Linked DNA regions of Homo sapiens: regions 1 and 2 are each linked to region 3. The links are chromatin loops, found by intact Hi-C in ENCODE. Cell type or tissue: B cell. All regions are shown on one strand. Each heading gives the region's core, and the rest is flanking DNA. Links, peaks and the distances in the headings are about the cores only. Region 1 overlaps GSAP (gamma-secretase activating protein). Region 2 holds the start of CCDC146-AS1 (CCDC146 antisense RNA 1). Region 3 overlaps CCDC146 (coiled-coil domain containing 146).

Region 1 (6,555 bases), core at 977-5,976, 140 kb after region 3:
TTTCCCACCAGAAATTCCAGCACCAAATTCCAGAATAGGGTCCAAGTGGCTGCATTCATGAAGCTGACAATATTATTTTGCTGGGGATATGCAACAAAAGTAAACTACTTCTATAAAAGGTAGCCAACAAAACAAAGTAATTGTAAATGTCAACCATCTTACAGATATGATAACCTCTGCTTTCACTTACTTTACTGCATTATCAAGAATATTCCTCACGTATGCCGCAGACCTTCTTTTTCCTGTTTTCTAGGAGTGAGAACACGTCAGAAATGTGGAAGGTAAAGGTTTTATCGGTGACTTTTCACGTCAAGGATATAATGCAATACAGTTAAGAGCATCAGAGAGAAGAAATATACTTTCCAGGTAATCAGAACACCTAGATTTTTTTTAAAGTTTTAAGAAATATTTTATTCTGAAACAATTACAGATTCACAGGAAACTGCGAGTCAACTATATACTACACACAACAACACTAATCTACATGCAGCGATACTAGAGAGAGATGCAATGTACCCTCCACCCAGTCTCCTCAGTGCTTATATCTTACCTAACTAGAGCACAATATCAAAATCAAAAATTGACATTGGCACAATGTGTGTGTGTCATTCTATGTCATTTTATCATGTTTAGATTCATGTCCCACAATGTACCACCACAATCAACACATAGAAGTCTTCGATCACCCCCAAAGATTTCCCTGGGTCACCCCTGGACAGTGAGTCACGTCCACTATTCTCCCTCCAACTACCCCAACCCCTAATGACCACTAAGTTGGGAACACCTAGATTTTTTAATATCAATTTTTAACTACATAAGTAACCTGAGAACACATCTGAGACATGGATATTAATCATACTTCTACTATGAATGTGCTGTGTGTCCCCTTAAACTTTCTGCTTTTCAGTTTCCTCCCTAGGAGAACAGAGATCATAGAAGCATCTCTGCCCATTGAGATCAGTAATGACAATGATCAAGTCCCTGGCAATTGGGAAGAGTGCTGCACATGGAAGCCAGCCTTATGATTTAAAGGCATCACCTGGATCCAGTCCACTATGCCTCGCTGCTGGCTTTGTTCTCACTGACCCACTCATACCTCTTCAGAGATCAGGTTGTGCCACTCTCTCCTGACCACACTGTTGTTATAGTGGAAGTGTGGCTTGGCGTACTTAACATATTCTAGGTTGGAGTTCAGTTTTTCCCAGTAGCCCTTAAAGCTGAGCACCTGTAGGAGACAAAAACATCAGTGGCCTTCAGAGGCAGGCCCAGTGGCCCAAACCACCCAGTGAGTATTACACAAGCCTTATTTCCCGAGCTCTCAGGGTCCACATTTCTGAGTGAATACTTTGTACAGAAGATGGCATTCTAGACCCAATAGGGATTCTAAAATAGACTTAAAGAATCTTCTTTACCCACTTCATTTTCTGTCTCTTTTTTTTTTTTTTTTTTTTGTCGTTGTTTTTTTAAACCACATAGAGAACTGCTGCTCACTTCCCAAAACCAACAGGACTTCCCCAGATTGAGGCTTAGCAGGGAAACCTGTATTAAACACACTGAGTCATTTCCTCCCTTGAGACCCGTTTTTATGACTTAGGTGGTGTCAACAGTGCCATGTTCACTAAGAGAAAGTTCATTAACATTTGGATAAATGGAGTAGGCGTACTTTCCTGCTAAATTTATTTACTGCCCAGGACATTTTTCAAAACCTAGGAATCAAAAAAAGATAAAATGAACTAATTTTACATTGTCACATACACCAAAACAGAATTAGTCAGCATTCTATCTAGATCTTTGAATTATTGATATAATTGTACTACCCTGAAGCAAGAATGTATCCATTATATTCATTTTTAAATAATAAAATGCAATGTTAATACGTTCTTAGTGTTGACCAGGTGCAGTGGCTCATGCCTGTAATCCCAGCACTTTGGGAGGCTGAGGTGGGCGGATCACGAAGTCAGGAGATCGAGACCACGGTGAAACCCCGTCTCTACCAAAAATACAAAAAATTAGCCAGGTGCAGTGGCGGGCGCTTGTAGTCCCAGCTACTCAGGAGGCTGAGGCAGGAGAGTGGCATGAACCCAGGAAGTGGAGCTAGCAGTGAGCTGAGATCATGCCACTGCACTCCAGCCTGGGTGACAGAGCGAGACTCCGTCTCAAAAAAAATAAAAATAAAAAAATACATTCTTAGTGTTGAAGGATATTCTGACACAACTTGGTTTTAAACCAATAAAGGTAGACTTAGGATACTTTTTGCCAAAATATGTGCATTTACAAATGATTTGACTGGGGCCAGAGATGTAATGTGTGGTCATAAAACTAAGTGAACTATTGCCTGCCAAGGTGACAAGACTTGGCTGAACTGCAAGAAAAATAAGAAAACTTAAAAACAAACAAACAAAAACACCTCAATCAAGAAAAATGCCCTCATGTTAAATTATAGCACATTATTACCATTTTTATTCAAAAGACAGTCATAATTGGTTTGAAATGTGTTTTGGAGTATCAGTAAAGTAAGTAACATAATATTAAAACTTGCTCTTTCAGAAGCCTGAAATGCCCATCCAGCCAACATCCCTTCTCCCAGAGACAGAAAAACTCTTCCCAAGAAAGTCTCATGTCCCGGGGAAAACAGGAATCAAATCCCACTCCTCACTTGACTCACCTCACTCATCTTTTCTTTCCCTTTCCATTTATTTATAATGAACGTACACTTATCCACCCTTTGGGTCTTCTTTGTATTTAAGAAGAAAAAAAAAAAAAAAAAAAGACAAGACAAATCCTGCAGACGTTTGATGGAATTAGGTCCCTGACTGGAAGTCTCTAAAGCTTTCTTGCTGTCCTAATCTGGGCTCAGGCACAGGAGTGCCAAAAGCCAGAAAACTAATTGGTGTTGTGGTGACATCTAGTGTTCAGTTGAGCTATTAATTCCTCCTGCTTGGCCATAAGAGTCCCACCCACGCAGTTCACCCAGACCTTGCCCAGGACAGGATATGGGAGGGGAGAAACTCAGATGCCCTCTAACTGTCATCTGGCCCCATCCCCTCAAGTCAAATGCTATCCTGTTGTTAGAAGTCCCCACTCACTGCAGCTCCTAAGAAAAGATCTCTCCCAAATTACCTTCCTTCTTACTCCATTTAAAAAATCCCTTTCCTCATAACCTTTTGGGGAGGTAGGCACATTTTTCATAGTTTTGTTTTATTTTAAATTAACAAATAATTGTATATATTTATGGGTTGCAATGTGGTGTTTCAATACATGCATACATTGTGGATTTATCAAATCAGGCTAATTAGCATAGCCATCTGTCTGCTAAGAAGAAACAGATCAAACAGAGCTCGCCACATGTCAGTGGACAGGCTTTCCAGGGGCTCCAGCACCCACTGCCTGAATGTAAAATAGAGCATGTGTTTGTATGAGCGCTCTTCTGGGTAGATGGTCTATAGCTTGTACCAGATTTTCAAAGAAATCCATGGCCTAAAATAGACTAGAGTTAGAAGGAAAAAGATCTGAATTTAAAATAAAACAAAAATTAAAATTTACACTTAAGTAAGAAATACTGTTAGCCAAACATCCCAAAAATATTTTCACACGAACTTACATGTTTTTTAGGAGGGGGGTCACTGGCCTAATATAGATATTAGATATATCTATAATATCTTACAGATATTAAGATAATACAGAAAAATCTATATATTTCACTATTTGGTATCCACTAGAGAAGTGATCTAACTTTTTTCAGTTAAGAAATGCGGCCAGGTCATGCCTGTACTCCCAGCATTTTGGAAGGCAGAGGCAGGCGGATCACAAGGTCAAGAGATCAAGACCATCCTGGCCAACATGATGAAACCCCATCTCTACTAAAAATACAAAAATTAGCTGGGCGTGGTCGCATGCACCTGTAGTCCCAGCTACTTGGGAGGCTGAGGCAGGAGAAACACTTGAACCCGGGAGGCGGAGGTTGCAGTGAGCCAAGATGGCGCCACTGCACTCCAGCGTGGCGACAGTGCGAGACTGTCTCCAAAAAAAAAGAAATGCAGAGATTATTCTAAATTGGAAGGTCTATTTGGAAACTTGGAAAACAGAGATGGAACAGGGGAGGGAAATGGATTTGAGTCAGTGAAGGACAAGGAAAGGATATTCCAGGTGGGACTCTTTGGGTGTGAGCAAAGACACAGACTAGAAGATGGATTCGGGGCTCAGATCTGAGCCAGAGCATCAGAGTCAACAGTACTTCATTCTCTATGGTGAAGACAATAGCCTCCAGCATGTGCAACTCCCAGCCTCAGCTGCCCATTGGAACCACCTGGGTCCCATCCCCAATTAGATTTAATTGGCTTGGGGTATGCCTGAGCCTTATGAGTTTTACAAGTTCCCCCAAGGCATCCTAATGTTCAGCCAGGACTGACAACAGTGAGCATGTTCAAGTAATCCCGGGCACCCCACCCTCAAACACTTTACTCAGTCTATACACCTCTGGCTTAAAGGCTATATAAATCACCAGCTGTCTAAAGACTTCTGATTGTGTGGTTTTAAAATAGGAGATATAGTTAAAGAGGTAGTTAGGGCCAAATCTTTGAGGGATTCTGAATGCCAAGGTGATACCAGCATGCTCATTATCCCAGAGAATAAAGGATCTCCCACATAACGTTTTAGATGTTGTAACCCAGAATGGAGGGGAGGGGAGGGGAAGGGAGAGTTGAATCTGCACAATCCCAAGAGCCAAGACACACCATCGCACCACTATGCTCTAGGATGAGACTGGTCAAGAAACAACAGATGCTGGTGAGGCTGTGGAGAAATAGAAATGCTTTCACACTGTTGGTGGGAATGTAAACTAGTTCAACCATTGTGGAGGACACTATGGCGATTCCTCAAAGACCTAGAACTGGAAGTATTATACCATTTGACCCAGCAATCTCATTGCTGGGTGTATACCCAAAGGAATACAAATCCTTCTATTATAAAGCTACATGCACGTGTATGTTCACTGCAGCACTATTCACAATAGCAAAGACATGGAATCAATCCAAATGCCCATTAATGATTGACTGGATCAAGAAAATGTGGTACATATACACCGTGGAATACTATACAGCCACAAAAAGGAACAAGATCATGTCCTTTGCAGGGACACAGATGGAGCTGGGAGCCATTATCCTCAGCAAACTAACAAAGGAAGAGAAAACCAAATGGCACATGTTCTCACTTATAAGTAGGAGCTGAACAATGAGAATACATGGACACAGGGAGGGGAACAACACACACTGGGGCCTGTTGGGGGGTTGGGGGAAGGAGAGCATCAGAATAAATAGCTAATGCATGCTGGGCTTAATACCTAGGTGATGGGTTGAGAGGTGCAGCAAACCACCATGGCATGCGTTTACCTATGTAACAAACCTGCATGTCCTGCCCATGTATCCTGGAACTTAAAATTTAAAAAAAAAAAAAAAAAAAAAAAAAAGATGAACCTGGGAGCACAGGAAATCACTGTCAATCAGCTAGCAGTTATCCAACAAAGCAAATACTGTACTCATCAGGAACAACAGCACCACAAAATGAAAGCCACAACTGCCCAGGAAGCCCATCACCGGCAACTCGAAAAGAGCTAATAAAGCTTTAAAAATAAAACACAAAAATGCTGTATAAGAAACATACCCGGCCAGGCATGGTGGCTCACGCCTGTAATCCCAGCACTTTGGGAGACCGAGGCGGGTGGATCACAAGGTCAGGAGATCGAGACCTTCCTGGCTAACACAGTGAAACCCCGTCTCTACTAAAAATACAAAAATTAGCCGGGTGTGGTGGCGGGCGCCTGTAATCCCAGCTACTCTGGAGGCTGAGGCAGGAGAATGGCATGAACCCGGGAGGCAGAGCTTGCAGTGAGCTGAGATCGCGCCACTGCACTCCAGCCTGGGCGACAGAGCAAGACTCCGTCTCAATTAAAAAAAAAAAGAAAAAAAGAAACATACCCATGCCAGATGCAGTGGCTCACACCTGCAATCCCAGCACTTTGGGAGGCCAAGATGCGTGGATCACTTGAGCTCAGAAGTTCGAGACCAGCCTGGGCAACATGGTGAAAACCCGGCTCTATTAAAAATGCAAAAAATTAGCCCGGCATGGTGGTGTGTGCCTGTAGGCCCAGCTACTTGGAAGGCTGAGATGGATCACTTGAACCTGGGGAGGCAGAGGTTGCAGTAAGCCAAGAACATGCCACTGCATTCCAGCCTGGATGACAGAATGAGACTGTTTCATAAAAAGCACGGCAAAGAAAAATACCCCTGAATTAGAGACAATGTTAGAAGCAATCACATCCTCAAGGAATGACCTGGAAGCATTTTCCTACATAAAGGGGAGTTTTTTCTCTTAGGATGACCTGAAATAATTGCCAAACACAGCCCATCACAACTATTCACTGAACAAAAGAACCAGTGGGTTACATTAAGGAATTGTTTCCCATTTATGATTTGGATTGCCAATTGATCCAAAAACAAACAAAAAAAAAAGCTCTGTGGTACTGGCTCATCTGCAAATTACTGCCAGAAAAAAAATCTG
Region 2 (6,555 bases), core at 784-5,783, 54 kb after region 3:
AGGCTGGAGTGCAGTAGTGCAATTTTGGCTCACTGCAACCTCCACTTGCTGGGTTCAAGCAATTCTCTGCCTCAGCCTCCTGAGTAGCTGGGATTACAGATGCCCACCACCATGCCCAGCTAATTTTTGTATTTTTAGTAGAGACGGGATTTCACCATCTTGGCCAGGGTGGTCTTGAACTCCTGTATGTCTTTGTTTTTAACAAAAATGTAAAAGTAAAAAGAAATTTAATTAAAAACCTTACATAATAAGAATACAAAGGAAGAAAATATTTTTACACAGCTCTACAATGTGTTTGTATTTTAAGCTGTGTTATGAGTCAAAAGCTGAAAAAAGTAAATTTTGTAAAGTAAAAAAGTTACAGTAAATTTATTATCAAAGAAAAATATTTTTTATAAATGTAGCCTAAGTGTACAGTGTTTATAAGGTCTACAGTAGTGTAAGTAATGTCCTAGGTCTTCACATTCACTCACCACTCACTCACTCACCCACTGACTCACCCTGAGCAACTTCCAGTCCTGCAACCTCCGTTCATGGTAAGTGCCCTAGACAGGTGTACCATTTTTTATCTTTTATGCCATATTTTTACTGTGTGTATTCTTTGTTTAGATACACAAACACTTATTGTGTTACAATTGCCTACAGTACTCAGTCCGGTAACCTGCTATGCAGGTCTATAGCCTAGGTGCAGTAGGCTTTACCACATAGCCTAGATGTGTAGTAGGCTACACCACATAGGTTTGTGTAAGTGCACTCCGTGATGTTCACACAATGATGAAGTTGCCTAACGACGCGTCTCTCAGAATATATTCCCATTGTTAAGCAGCACATGACTGCACATGACACAGAAACCAATTCCCTCCACACCCTCCCACTGACCTCCTTCCCCTGGAAAAAGTAGATATTTCCATCCCCACATAAAAATAAAGAGATGAAGCTAATGAGAGAAAACTATTCATCCACATATACAGATGATATTTGTCAGACCAGCACAACAAACTCTTATTGAGTTTCTAGATAATAGAAGCCCAAATAACTAGCACTCCTCCACCCCAATATCTTCAGGAACTTCTGAATCATTGGCAACTACTAAGAACAACTTATTTTTCAAATACTCTAGAGAAAGGATTTTACTGTGTAATTTTGTCAATTTTTTTGTGTATGTTCACATAACATAAATCTTTTAATGTTAATAAATCTAATTATCTGGTTGGTTGGTTGGTTAGTAATTAAATCTATGTTGCAGTAGTTTCTGTTTCTGGATTAATATTTATGACTTGATAAGTATGCAGTTCAGGAAATAATATGTAATCTATTTAAAGTTAAATTAATACATTGTAAATCCATAATAAAGTAATTAAATACAGTTGAGCTTACTTTTTGAAACAAAACAGGAGTACTTACCTCTCTAAACAGTTTGAAAAGATTTTTCAGTACTCTCTTCAACCTTTGCCTTGCCTTGATTGTGTTACCTTTTGGGGCTTCCCTGTTTTCTAGTAATTCCTAAAATTTTACAGCAAATACGTTGCGTCTTTCATGCAAAATCTGACACATTCTGACCAGTCTTGGTCAGTTGGGGGAAACAAGGCTGTGGTGAGCTGGCACTGTCTGTTGCACTGTGAACCCGGAGAGTGGGAACACTCAGGCCGCACACGTGCAGGGCTGTCCTGACGTGACCCTGACCTTGGTGACTGTCTACTCTCCCGTGGCTGGTTCCTGTGGTCCTTGTTGCACATTCAGGGTTTATTAGTTGTTTTCCATTCTTGGTCCAGTGCTGATAGCAAAGTTGGAACCAAGAAACAACAGATCTGGTAACAAAGGAAAGGAGGAATGATCTTAGCAACACATCTGGAATTCCAGAAAATTAGAATGTGACAGAAGAGGCATGTAGGTACTCAGGAGTAGTCACAAGGAAAAACTCATAGCTAGAACAGATTTTACCTTAACTTAAAAAAAAAAAAAAGTTTGCTCTTCTGTGGCAACAAATATCTTAAAAGAACTAACTTAGTTAGAACAGGTTTCTCTGAATGTGTTTCTCATTACTCAAAAAGAAGCACCTGAGACACTTGTTTGAAAGGAAGATCCCATCCAAAAAGTAATGATTATGATTTTTGCCCCAGCCCACCGCCCCCACCCAAAGTGACATTTGCTTATGTGACTCTGACTCACATTATAGTTAGAGGACCGTGGGTTCCAAAGGTGGTTCTCAGCCCTGACTGGTCAGTCACCAGAGTCTCCTCTCAGTGATCATTCAGTCTATGCATAAACACTTCCAGTGACAGGAAGCTCTCAGCCTCCCACAGAGGCTCACGCCAACTTTGGAAATGCTCCTACACTTAAATGGTTGTTGGATTTGTTTATAAACCTACCTTCTTGCAACTTTCACCCATCCATGCTGTTTCTACTTCTGTGGTGAATGATGCCTCTCACACATGTCAGCATATCGGGCTTCCTGCATTATCTCTTCACCCATAGATCCTTAAAACCAAAAGCCTTTTGACGTTGCTTTAGAAAGGAAGTAAATCCTAAGGAGCTTTGATGTTGAAGCACCCCTTAGTCAGGAAAGCTGAAAAATGTCAGATTTAAGTTTTAATGCAAGTTTGAAAGGTTAGGAGTTAATACATACCAGGAGGCATAGAAACAGAAACATGTTTTTGCCCCAGTAATCCCATGCAAAAGTGATAACCCAAAAGGAGAGAAAAAGATATAATGCATAAAGATATTGATATTTATGAAAGTGAAAAATTGGAAGCAATCTGAATTCTCAAAAAATGTGGAATATTTAAATAATGCATTCCAGAAATACCTTGTTACTGAACCTCTGTAGTCAGAGCGGTATTTGTGTGTCAGTTTAGCTTTGACTGTGTGACTTTGGAAAAGTTGCTTAACTCCTCAGTTTCTTCATTTGTACAACAAAAATCACAATTCCTACTTAGCAAGGTTGTGAATTTTAGATATGATAAATTTAAAGCACCTGGCACACAGTATGTTCAGTATATGATAAATAATACTTAAGATTATTTTATTATGGTATATCTACCCAGTAGAAAACCTTGTAAATAGCTATTATTATAAAGTCTGTTTAGCAACTTAGGAAAATATTTTAATTAAATGTTAGGTAAAAATGGATTCAACCACACATATACATTTAAAATAAGTTTATTAAAAGATAACAGGGAAAATAAAAATGATCAACCATGTGTGATGGAGTAGGATTATAATCTTTAAAAATAGAAAAATACATTCCTTTTAGAGGAAATAAGTCAGTATTTCCTAATAAAAAAAGAAAAATGTATCATAGAAATGTAAGTTTTAAATGTCCTAAAGAATTAGTCATTTTATGTTTGTTTAAACATAAAAATATACTTAAAGGAAAGACCATAAGTCACATCTTGTGAAAGAGCTTGCTGTCACCATTTTGAAACTCAGAAATACTCAGGTTGCCTTTACAACCGAAAGATAGTAGCACACTACTACCCCCTGGTGGCAGCATGCCCGAGGTGTAGGATCAATACCTGGGAAGTAAAATACCACTAATGTATATGCAAGCTCTAAAAGCAAAGGCATAACTATTTAAAGATCTAAACTCAGCTTCAATTTGTGGTCTAGACAACTAATCTATATTAAATTCAATGTGACACATGTATTACAAAATTCATCTACATTATTGCAAATAAAATGTCAAAAATAACATAATCCCATTAAAAAGTAGGCAAAGGACATAAATAGACATTTTTCAAAAGCAGACAAATGGCTAAGAATCAAATGAAAAAAGTTCATCACTAATCAGAGAAATGCAAATTAAAACCACAATGATATATCATTTTATACCAGTCAGAATAGCTATTATTAAAAAGATAAAAAATAAGATGTTGGCGGAGTGCTGAGTAAAGGGAACACTTATACATTGTTGCTAGGAATGTGATTGGTACAAGCTCTATGGAAAACAGCATGGATATTTCTCAAAGAACTAAAAATAGAACTACTAATCCATCTGGCAATCCTACTATTGGCTATATACCCAAGAAAAAGAAATCATATCCAAAAGATACCTGCGCTCATATGTTTATTGCAACACTATTCACAATAGCAAAGATAAGGCATCAACCTAAGTGTCTGTCAAGAGATTGGATAAAGAAAATGTGACATATATATACAATGGAATACTATTCAGTCATAAAATGAAATCATGTATTTTGCAGTAATATGGATGGAACTGAAGGCCGTTATCTTAAGTGAAAAAAACTCACAAACAGAAAGCCAAATACCACATGTTCTCATAAGTGGGAGCTAAGTAATGTGTACACGTGGACGTAGAGTGTGGACTAGTAGATACTGGAGACTTAGAAGGGTGGGAGGACAGAAGGAGGGTGAAGGATGAGAAATGACTTAATGGGTATACATGTATATAATTTGAGTGATGGTTGTACCAAAAGCCCTGACGTCACCACACTGCAATATATCCATGTAACAAAACTGCACTTGTATCCCTTAAATGTATACAAATGAGAAAACCTGGTGTGCATGTGCTTTTAGCTCATGTTCCTAGATCTATGGACTAGTGGGATCTGGTTATTTGTTATAACCAGTGGACATAATTGTCTGTGTATTCATTTATTTCATATGATTTTCCAAGTGTGATCAATACAAACTTTAAAATCTTTCCATATCGGGAAATCATATGACTTCTTTGGCACTTAATAGTTAGTCATTAAATAAAGAATAGCAAGAAAAATGAAAAATATTTCTCTAGATTTCTTCAGGAAATCTGGTCAATAAAACAGTTCAAAATACGGTTATTGGAAGAAACACGCAATTATATCGAACTCATTTTGTTTAGAACATTCAAGCTATTTGAAGCAATTTCCAAAATGTCATTCTAGCATCGTGTCCTCTCATCTTATTAGTTAAAATAAAAATATAAACTTTTTTTGTATTTTCTCATGAATAAGTGAACAAAACCATATGTTCCCATTCACTGTCTGTACTTTCTAATGTTTTTATTTCTTTTGTTTGTTAATCTCAATTTACAATGATGACTGGCTTTTAGAAAAACTGACATTTCTTTCTATAGATGCCAAGTATATCCAATTGATTGATGGGATTATTGAGTTTGACTATGTCCTTAACTGATCTTCTGACTTCTGGATCTGTGCACTTTTGATAGAGGGATGTTGAAGTCTCCAGCTGTGAGAGTGGATTCATCTACTTCTCCTTGCACTTCTATCAGTTTTGCCTCATGTATTTTGATGTTCTGTTGTTAGGTGCAAATATATTAAGAATCCACTGGCCGGGCGCTGTGGCTGTCACCTGTAATCCCAGCACTTTGAAAGGCTGAGGCAGTCAGATCACGAAGTCGAGATCAAGACCATCCTGGCCAACATGGTGAAACCCTGTCTCTACTAAAAATACAAAAATTAGCTGGGCGTGGTGGTGCACACCTGTAGTCCCAGCTACTCGGGAGGCTGAGGCAGGAGATTCTCTTGAACCCAGGAGGCGGAGGTTGCAGTGAGCCGAGATCGCACCACTGCACTCCAGCCTGGCGACAGATTGAGACTCTGTCTCAAAAAAAAAAAAAAAAAAAAAGAATTCATTAGGTCTTCTCAGAGGATTGACTCTTTTATCATTATATAATGCCCCTCTTTGTCTCTGATAACTTTTTCTTGCTCTGAAGTTCGTTCTGTCTGAAATTAATTTAGTGACTCATCTTTTTTTAATGTTAGCATGGCATATCTTTCTCTATCCATTTACTTTTAATATATATGTGTCTTTATATTTAAACTGGATTATTGGCAAACACAGCATATAATTTGAGTCTTGTTTTTGTTTGTTTGTTTTTCTTTTTGGATCCATTGTGACAATCTTTTAACTGACATTTAAAATGATTACTGTTGTAGTTGGGTTAATATCTTCTGCCATATTTTCACTGTTCTCTATTTGTTGTGCTTGTTCTTCATTCCTGTTTTTGTTCTCTCTTTTTATGCCTTTTGTGGTTTTAACTAAGCATTTAATATAATTCCATTTTCTCTCCTTTCTTAGTATATCAGTTGTACATCTTTTTTTACTTTAAGTGGTTGCCATGGAGTTTGCAATATACATTTACAACTAATTTAAGACCATTTTCAAATAACACTATACCACTTCAAGTACTTTTTAAGTAACAAAATAGTCCTATTCCTCCTTCCTATCCCTTGTATCATTGCTGTCATTCATTTCACTTACACATGGGCATACATAAATATATATGCATATGTAATTGAATACATTGCTGCTGTTATAAATTTGAACAGTGTTATCGAGTATCTCAAGAATAAGACAAAAGCTTTTCTTTTACCTTCACTGATTCCATAGCTAATGCTCTTCATTTGTGTAGAACTGAGTTTCTGACCTATATAATTTTCCTTCCCTCTAAAGAGCTTCCTTTAACATTTCTTGCAAAGCAGGTCTATTGACAAACAAATGTCCTCAATTTTTATCTGAGAAAGGCTTTATTTCTCCTTTACTTTGGAGAATAATTTCACAAGGTACAGAGCTTTAGTTTGGTGGTTTTTTCTC
Region 3 (6,555 bases), core at 1,031-6,030:
TTACCCCAGCATTTCTATCTCCATAAGTCTGAGTTCGAAGACATTTCTGGCTTCTCAACTTTAGTTACCATGAGCTGCTATTGAATGTAAGTTTGTATTAACTAAGCAAGCAAACTATTAGACTCAAACATGTCTTCTCAAGATAGCCTGTTGAATCTATAATTTCTGGTAAATATACCTATACCAGTAAATTCAGTCACATCTAAAATTGTTTCTTCCTTAATCAGGCAACCTCAGTCTCTCTCTACATGTCTTCTCCAGCCTTCTGCTGATATAAGTTAGCAAAGTTGTGCAAAGCCTTCTCTTTCCATTAGACTTTAGAACTGATACTGGGGCATGCCCTGATGATGAATCTGGAGATGCTGATGAGTGGGATGAAGGAGCCTAAGGAAGAATTTGGAGTGTTCCCCCAGGAAAGAAAGCAACAGTGCCCTCCAGCAAGAGGACATCCTCATCAATGTCAGGGGAGGGACTACTTCAAAAAGCAAGGGGGGGCCCACTCATGTTTGGGAATTCGGGACACTCCATGTTTTCAAAGTATACCCATTTCCTCTCATTTCCACCTCTTTCCAGTCAATCAACAAAGGAGACCTGGCAAGCTTATGACTTAGTAGACATTGTGATCTGGCAATGCACAGAATGAAATTAAAGTTGGGAATTGGCCACCTCGGCTTGTTACCTCTGGGGAGAGGGACAGGATTGAAATTGAAGGTGATTTGTGAAGGAGTCTTTATTTTAATCTGTAACTTTTTAAAAAATTAAAGGATTCATGGATTTTATATTAAAATTAATTTCAAAATTATTCCTGCTTTTTTCTTCAGGAATTCAGTAGGGTGGAACAATCACTATTGGGCAGGTACAGCAATATGCCTCTGTGTGACATGTCCCCACAGGCATGTTCCTAGGACCCCTTCTAAAAGTTTGCCACTGTTACATTCCCAGTCCTATAGTATACAGTAAGTCCTCACTTAACATCATGGATAGGTTCTTGGAAACAGCAACTTTAAGCAAAAACAGCATATTGTATGCCATAGGAACTTCATTCTTGTTTATGTCAATTAGCTTATGGTAAAATTGGTTTTGTTACATGGTATGTTGTTTTAACGTCGCTGTTTCTGAGAACCTATCAACAGCGTTAAGTGAGGACTTACTGTATTTGATCCTGTCTTGCCATATTCTCCCTGGCTGTAATTGCTTCTCACCTATGTTCACAGTCTCTCATATCCGCAGATTTGACCCTACCCACTACTTTCCCAATCATAACTGTGGCCTCTTTAGAGTACAACTCTTTCTCTGTGGCAACATATTATTAATCACTTTGAATAACAATACTCATGTCTCAAATTTCCTTTACTCCTATTCACACAGATTGATTTCAGGATAGAACTTAGACAATATTGAATAATATATAATAAGGAATATGTAGGATGGCATAAGATCTAGGAGAGGTGCCAGGACCCCACCTACTGTCATCAGAGAACTCTGCCTATAAGAGATAACTATTTAGGGCCTGGCGCAGTGGCTCACGCCTGTAATCCCAGCACTTTGGGAGGCCAAGGTGGGCGGATCACGAGGTCAGGAGATCGAGACCATCCTGGCTAACACGGTGAAACCCAGTCTCTACTAAAAATACAAAACAAATTAGCTGGGTGTGGTGGCGGGCACCTGTAGTCCTAGCTACTTGGGAGGCTGAGGCAGGAGAATGGTGTGAACCCAGGAGGCGGAGCGTGCAGTGAGCCGAGATGGTGCTACTGCACTCCAGCCTGGGCGACAGAGCAAGACTCCATCTCAAAAAATAAAAAATAATAATAACTACTTAGGATGATGATGATTTTTTTTCTCTGTCACCCAGGCTGGAGTGCAGTGGCGCCATCTCTGCTCACTGCAACCTCTGTCTGCCAGGTTCAAGCAATTCTCCTGCCTCAGCTTCCTGAGTAGCTGGGACTACAGGTGTGAGCCACCACACCTGGCTAATTTTTGTATTTTTAGTAGAGATGGGGTTTCACCATGTTGGCCAGGCTGGTCTCACGTGATCCGCCCACCTCGGCCTCCCAAAGTGCTGGGATTACAGGCATGTGCCACCAACACCCAGCTGGGAATGATGATTTTTAAATATATATGTTCTAGGTGCTTTATATATGTGATTTAATCCTCTCAATAACTCTATCAGGCAGATTCTATTACTATTCCTATTTTATAATTGAAGGAACCAAAGAACATTAAGTGACTTGCCCAGGATCATACAGCTTGCAAATAGTGGAGCTGAAATTCAAACCAGGAAGGCCAGCTCCTGAGTTCCTGCTGTTAATCATGGGTGATAAGACAAAACCCAGTGAGGAAAGAGGATGGCATTCTATCTAGACCAAGGAAACAGTATACTAAAGGCAATGAAAACATTAGAAAGCGTAGTTTGTTTGTGTACAACAAGGCGTTTAGTATGGCAGAAGTATAAGTAGTGGTAAAAATCATTTCATGAAGGGACTTATTTGCCAGATTTTATCTTGTAGAAAATAAGGCATTGTTGGCCGGGCACGGTGGCTAATGCCTGTAATCCCAGCACTTTGCGAGGCCTAGGCGGGTGGATCACGAGGTCAGGAGATCGAGACCATCCTGGCTAACATGGTGAAACCCCGTCTCTACTAAAAATACAAAAATTAGCTGGGCGAGGTGGCAGGCGTCTGTAGTCCCAGCTACTCAGGAGGCTGAGAGAGGAGAATGGCGTGAACCCAGGAGGCAGAGGTTGCAGTGAGCCGAGATCTCGCCATTGCACTCCAGCCTGGGCGACAGAGTGAGACTCCGTCTCTAAAAAAAATAAAATAAAATAATAAAAAAAAAGAAAAGAAGGCGTTGTTGAAAGTTTTTTAAGCAGGACAATAACATGATCAGAATTGTACTTTTGAACAATCCCCCTGGTAGGGATGAAAGTTGGACTGGAATAGACTGAAACCAGAGGTACAGACTATTCAGATGCGTTTGTGTTGTCCTAAGGAGATGAAGAGGGCTAACCAGAGCAGCAACACTAATAACGGAAAAAGAGGAGAGGAAGTTGAATGCCACAAAATGAAACTGAAACTTTTGTATTTCAAATGTTTCAACAGTATTCTAGAGGGAAGTAAGATAATGGTGTTCCTCTATTTGCCTCTGACTTCTTGTTAATGAAATAGTACTCATTAAAGTCTTCAGAGTCACAGATATTGTATAGCTGAGGTAAGCATTTTACAACTTTTCAGACACAAGTAAGTACATAAATATTATTTTACAACCAACAATATTTAATATTTCCACATTGAAGAATAGATGTGATAATTAAATCTTTTATAAGGTTTTAAAAAGACATGAAACATAAACCTAATTATACATAAAAGAAAAGAATTTTAAACAAGAGCTTATTGTGATGACATTACTCATAACTTTTACCTTTAAAACCTTTTCTTGGGTAGCTATTCAAAAGTAAAGACCACAAGTTTTGTTGCCCAGATTTCTTATGTTTTGTATATTTAAGCTCTTTATTTATTGAACAGATGTGTCATTAATTCATTTGGAGCATTACTATTATCAGTAAAATTTGATTTTTTTTTCCCCTCAGTCATAGGTAAATCAGCTCCACCTGGAATTTCTAAGGACCCAGTTTTAGTCAATATTTTCAAGTAATCATGACCTCAGAAATAGTCTTAATTAAGATAACAAATATTAGCCATCAAAATGGAACCAAGACAAGATTCTAATGTTTGTAAACAGTCAATCCATATTTATGAATATTAGCATATATTGGTGAATAGTTAAGGCAAAAGGTTCTAGCAGATGTAATCTATTTCCATCAACATGTTAAATGTTATAAAAGTCTAGAATTATTGGTAACATGAAATGATTCCAAAATGGAATTTCTGTGTTACAGAATTTACTAGAAAAGTGCTGTGAAAGTATAATGAAAAATAAAGTGATCCCTTGAAATAATGTGGATAGAACAAGCTTTTGAATATTTACATGGATTAATGAATTATTTGCCAAATTCTCCTGAAGTTATACCTAGTTCCCATTAAATTAATGGACACCGTGTATATGAGCATATACCTTTCTTTAGAACTATGTTTTGTGATAAGTCCATTTTTACTCACAGGAATTTACTTAAACTTGTACATATATTAATTATATATACTAAATGACAATGACCTTATCTGAAACAAATACATTGTATAATATCAAAACGTTTTTAGTCTTTTTTAAAAAGTAAAAAGTAAAAAACAACGTCAGTTACATCATTTACATTTGGTATCCCACCTAATAGAGACACAGCTTTTGAAATCTACAATATTTTACATTTTGGTCATCATTTAATGCTATTTGCATTTCTCTTTAACATTTTAATAGTATTTGTGATATATCATGTTTAACTGAAAGCTTTGGGTTATATATTTTAAAGGAATATCTTACTTTTTGACTAAATAGTTCTGTAAGGGCCTAATATTTGAAAAATTAGCTTGTTACCTGAAGCAACTATCCTCCTTAATCATTTTAAAATAATGGGTAAAGATGCATCTTTGTAAATATATTTTGAAAACTTGGTTAGTGTATTAGAAACAGACACCAGAAATTAAAAAAATTATTTCTAGGACTGGCATACACTACAGTGAATTACTTCAAATGTTACTCTAGAGCATTTTTAAAAATACGCAGAATACTGCTGTTCTCTCTGAGATGATCCCTTTTTACGATGATGAAATTAAACACATTTAAAAAGTCTTTTAAATATTATATATAGCATTCCAGAATTGATGAATTATAAAAATTACAGATACTTCTGTTTGGGTAAAAATCTATCTTTTAGTTTCTGATAGTAAAATAAGCAATCTACCAGCCAGGGTTGAAATATATAGTATTTTAACTACTGTTCTATATATTTCAAAATTCATGTTTTCTATCTGTCCTAGAGAAACTTAGCCTTCTATGAAGTGAATCACTTAATGATATTATTGCTTTGGAGATAAAATTGGCCTCAGAGTATGATAGCCTGTAAGTAAATGCTTCATTACCCACATATCCCTACCCACCCCCCCCAAAAAAACCTACCAGTAGTCTAGTACAGTAGTGAGCAATCTTAAATTAAAAGCTATTGTTCACACAGAGCAGAGGAAGATAATTTTCATGTTAAAGCAGTTTTCAACATCAAACATCTAAGGAGTTATAAACTATAAATGAATTACCTTTAAACCCTGGTCTTCACAGTTACATTGCTTTCTGAATGCTTTTTGGGGTGACATTATGCTACCACATTTTTAAACGGTTTAAATGACAAGTATTTTATATTTCATGAATGATAAATGAACAAGTTTAATTATATAGATATTAGTTCCCTTAGTCTGGGAACCAAAATGCTGTAGGGTTGTTCTGTTGCAAAGTAAATGATATAGATTAAGTTTGTCTCAGAATGAAGATTACCCAAATAATTATAGCCTGAAAAGAGTGATATACCTTCAGATGTGCTTAAATCATGGCCCAAATACAGATTACTTTGTGTAGAATCCAGCCTACTGAATAAATTTTATTATTTTTTTGTTTGAGACAGAGTTTTCTCTGTCACCCATGCTGGAGTGCAGTGGCTCAGTCTTGGCTCACTGCAACCTCTTCCTCTCAGGTTCAAGCGATTCTCCTGCCTCAGCCTCCCAAGTAGCTAGGATTACAGGCATGTACCACCATGCCCGGCTAATTTTTGTATTTTTAATAGAGACAGCGTTTCACATGTTTGGCCAGGCTGGTCTCAAACTCCTGACCTCAAGTGATCTGCCTGCCTTGACATTCCAAAGTGCTGGGATTACAGGCGTGAGCTACCACACCCAGCCAACAATTATTTTTTAAATACAGCAAGTAATACAAGCAATAGAAAAAGTTTCAATAGAAATTAAAAGAATTGTAAATCTAATGTATAATTCTCAATATTGCTAATTGCTTGCAAGTGTTCATTGGATAACAGCATAACAACAAAGGACTCCTTTAAAATGCATTGTTTTTCAGCTTTATTTCAAATGCTGTGTAGCATAAGAACCTAGCCGTCAGACATCATTTTTTAGCTATGAAAAATATGAAACAAGGCATATTCTAAAGTGCTGAAGGAATTAATTGCCCTATTAGATAACGAATACCTGGAGGAATGAACAGAGTGATTTATGGCTTAAAGTGCTTGGGTCTGATCATCATCTTAGCCTCTTTGAAGGAGGACTTGTAGCCACCAGGGTGTGCCTCACTTACACCAGGCCAGGTACCCCAGAAAATCCCATTACGGACACCTCTGTATTTTTGGTGATAATATTTGCCATTTAAGTTTGCAGAAAGACATGCATCAAACCACCAGCCTGAACTGTAGTACAGCCCACAGTTCCCAGAAGGATATCGATCATTGTCTTTATCTGGAGTGGTGAAAAACTTCAGATCGTGGTTGTAATGTTTGTTGAAACGTAATGCATCTCCAGCTGTGCCATTATAGTTACCAACGTGTAAACGATATTTGAGAAACTCATTAGCCACATAAAACTGATCATACAAGGCATATAGTTCGACACC

Evidence for each region. Peaks named below come from ENCODE experiments on the same cell type or tissue, not always from the same donor. Only the 100,000 strongest peaks of a DNase experiment are listed, where the experiment ranks them.
Region 1: a loop joins it to region 3, with 9 times the contacts of the local background. A loop is called at or near these places in 8 of 110 quality-filtered maps.
Region 2: it touches region 3 in a loop (5-fold over the local background); 16 of 110 quality-filtered maps call a loop at or near these places.

What each region holds. Positions count from the first base shown.
Region 1 is chr7:77,329,143-77,335,697 of GRCh38, forward strand. GSAP (gamma-secretase activating protein) reads right to left here. Exons shown (of 31, transcript NM_017439.4): 20 at 1,097-1,225; 21 at 191-249. Among named protein-coding and RNA genes, the nearest start is that of CCDC146-AS1, 84 kb to the left of the region's middle. In B cell, for the core only: a CTCF peak has its summit at 2,907 (motif pointing left); DNase peaks (open chromatin) are centred at 1,539 and 2,919; H3K4me3 peaks cover 294 bases; H3K27ac peaks cover 811 bases.
Region 2 is chr7:77,243,922-77,250,476 of GRCh38, forward strand. All of the region lies in intron 4 of CCDC146 (coiled-coil domain containing 146), which reads left to right. CCDC146-AS1 (CCDC146 antisense RNA 1) reads right to left here and starts at 4,787. Exons shown (of 2, transcript XR_007060387.1): 1 at 1,405-4,787. RefSeq lists a silencer at 3,385-3,434. In B cell, for the core only: CTCF peaks have their summits at 3,496 (motif pointing left) and 3,709; a DNase peak (open chromatin) is centred at 3,470.
Region 3 is chr7:77,190,120-77,196,674 of GRCh38, forward strand. The region is part of intron 2 of CCDC146 (coiled-coil domain containing 146); the gene reads left to right. It overlaps FGL2 (fibrinogen like 2), which reads right to left. Exons shown (of 2, transcript NM_006682.3): 2 at 3,250-6,555. The coding sequence ends at 6,160. Among named protein-coding and RNA genes, the nearest start is that of FGL2, 6.4 kb to the right of the region's middle. In B cell, for the core only: no CTCF peak of the experiment used is centred there; a DNase peak (open chromatin) is centred at 3,052; H3K4me3 peaks cover 855 bases; H3K27ac peaks cover 2,038 bases.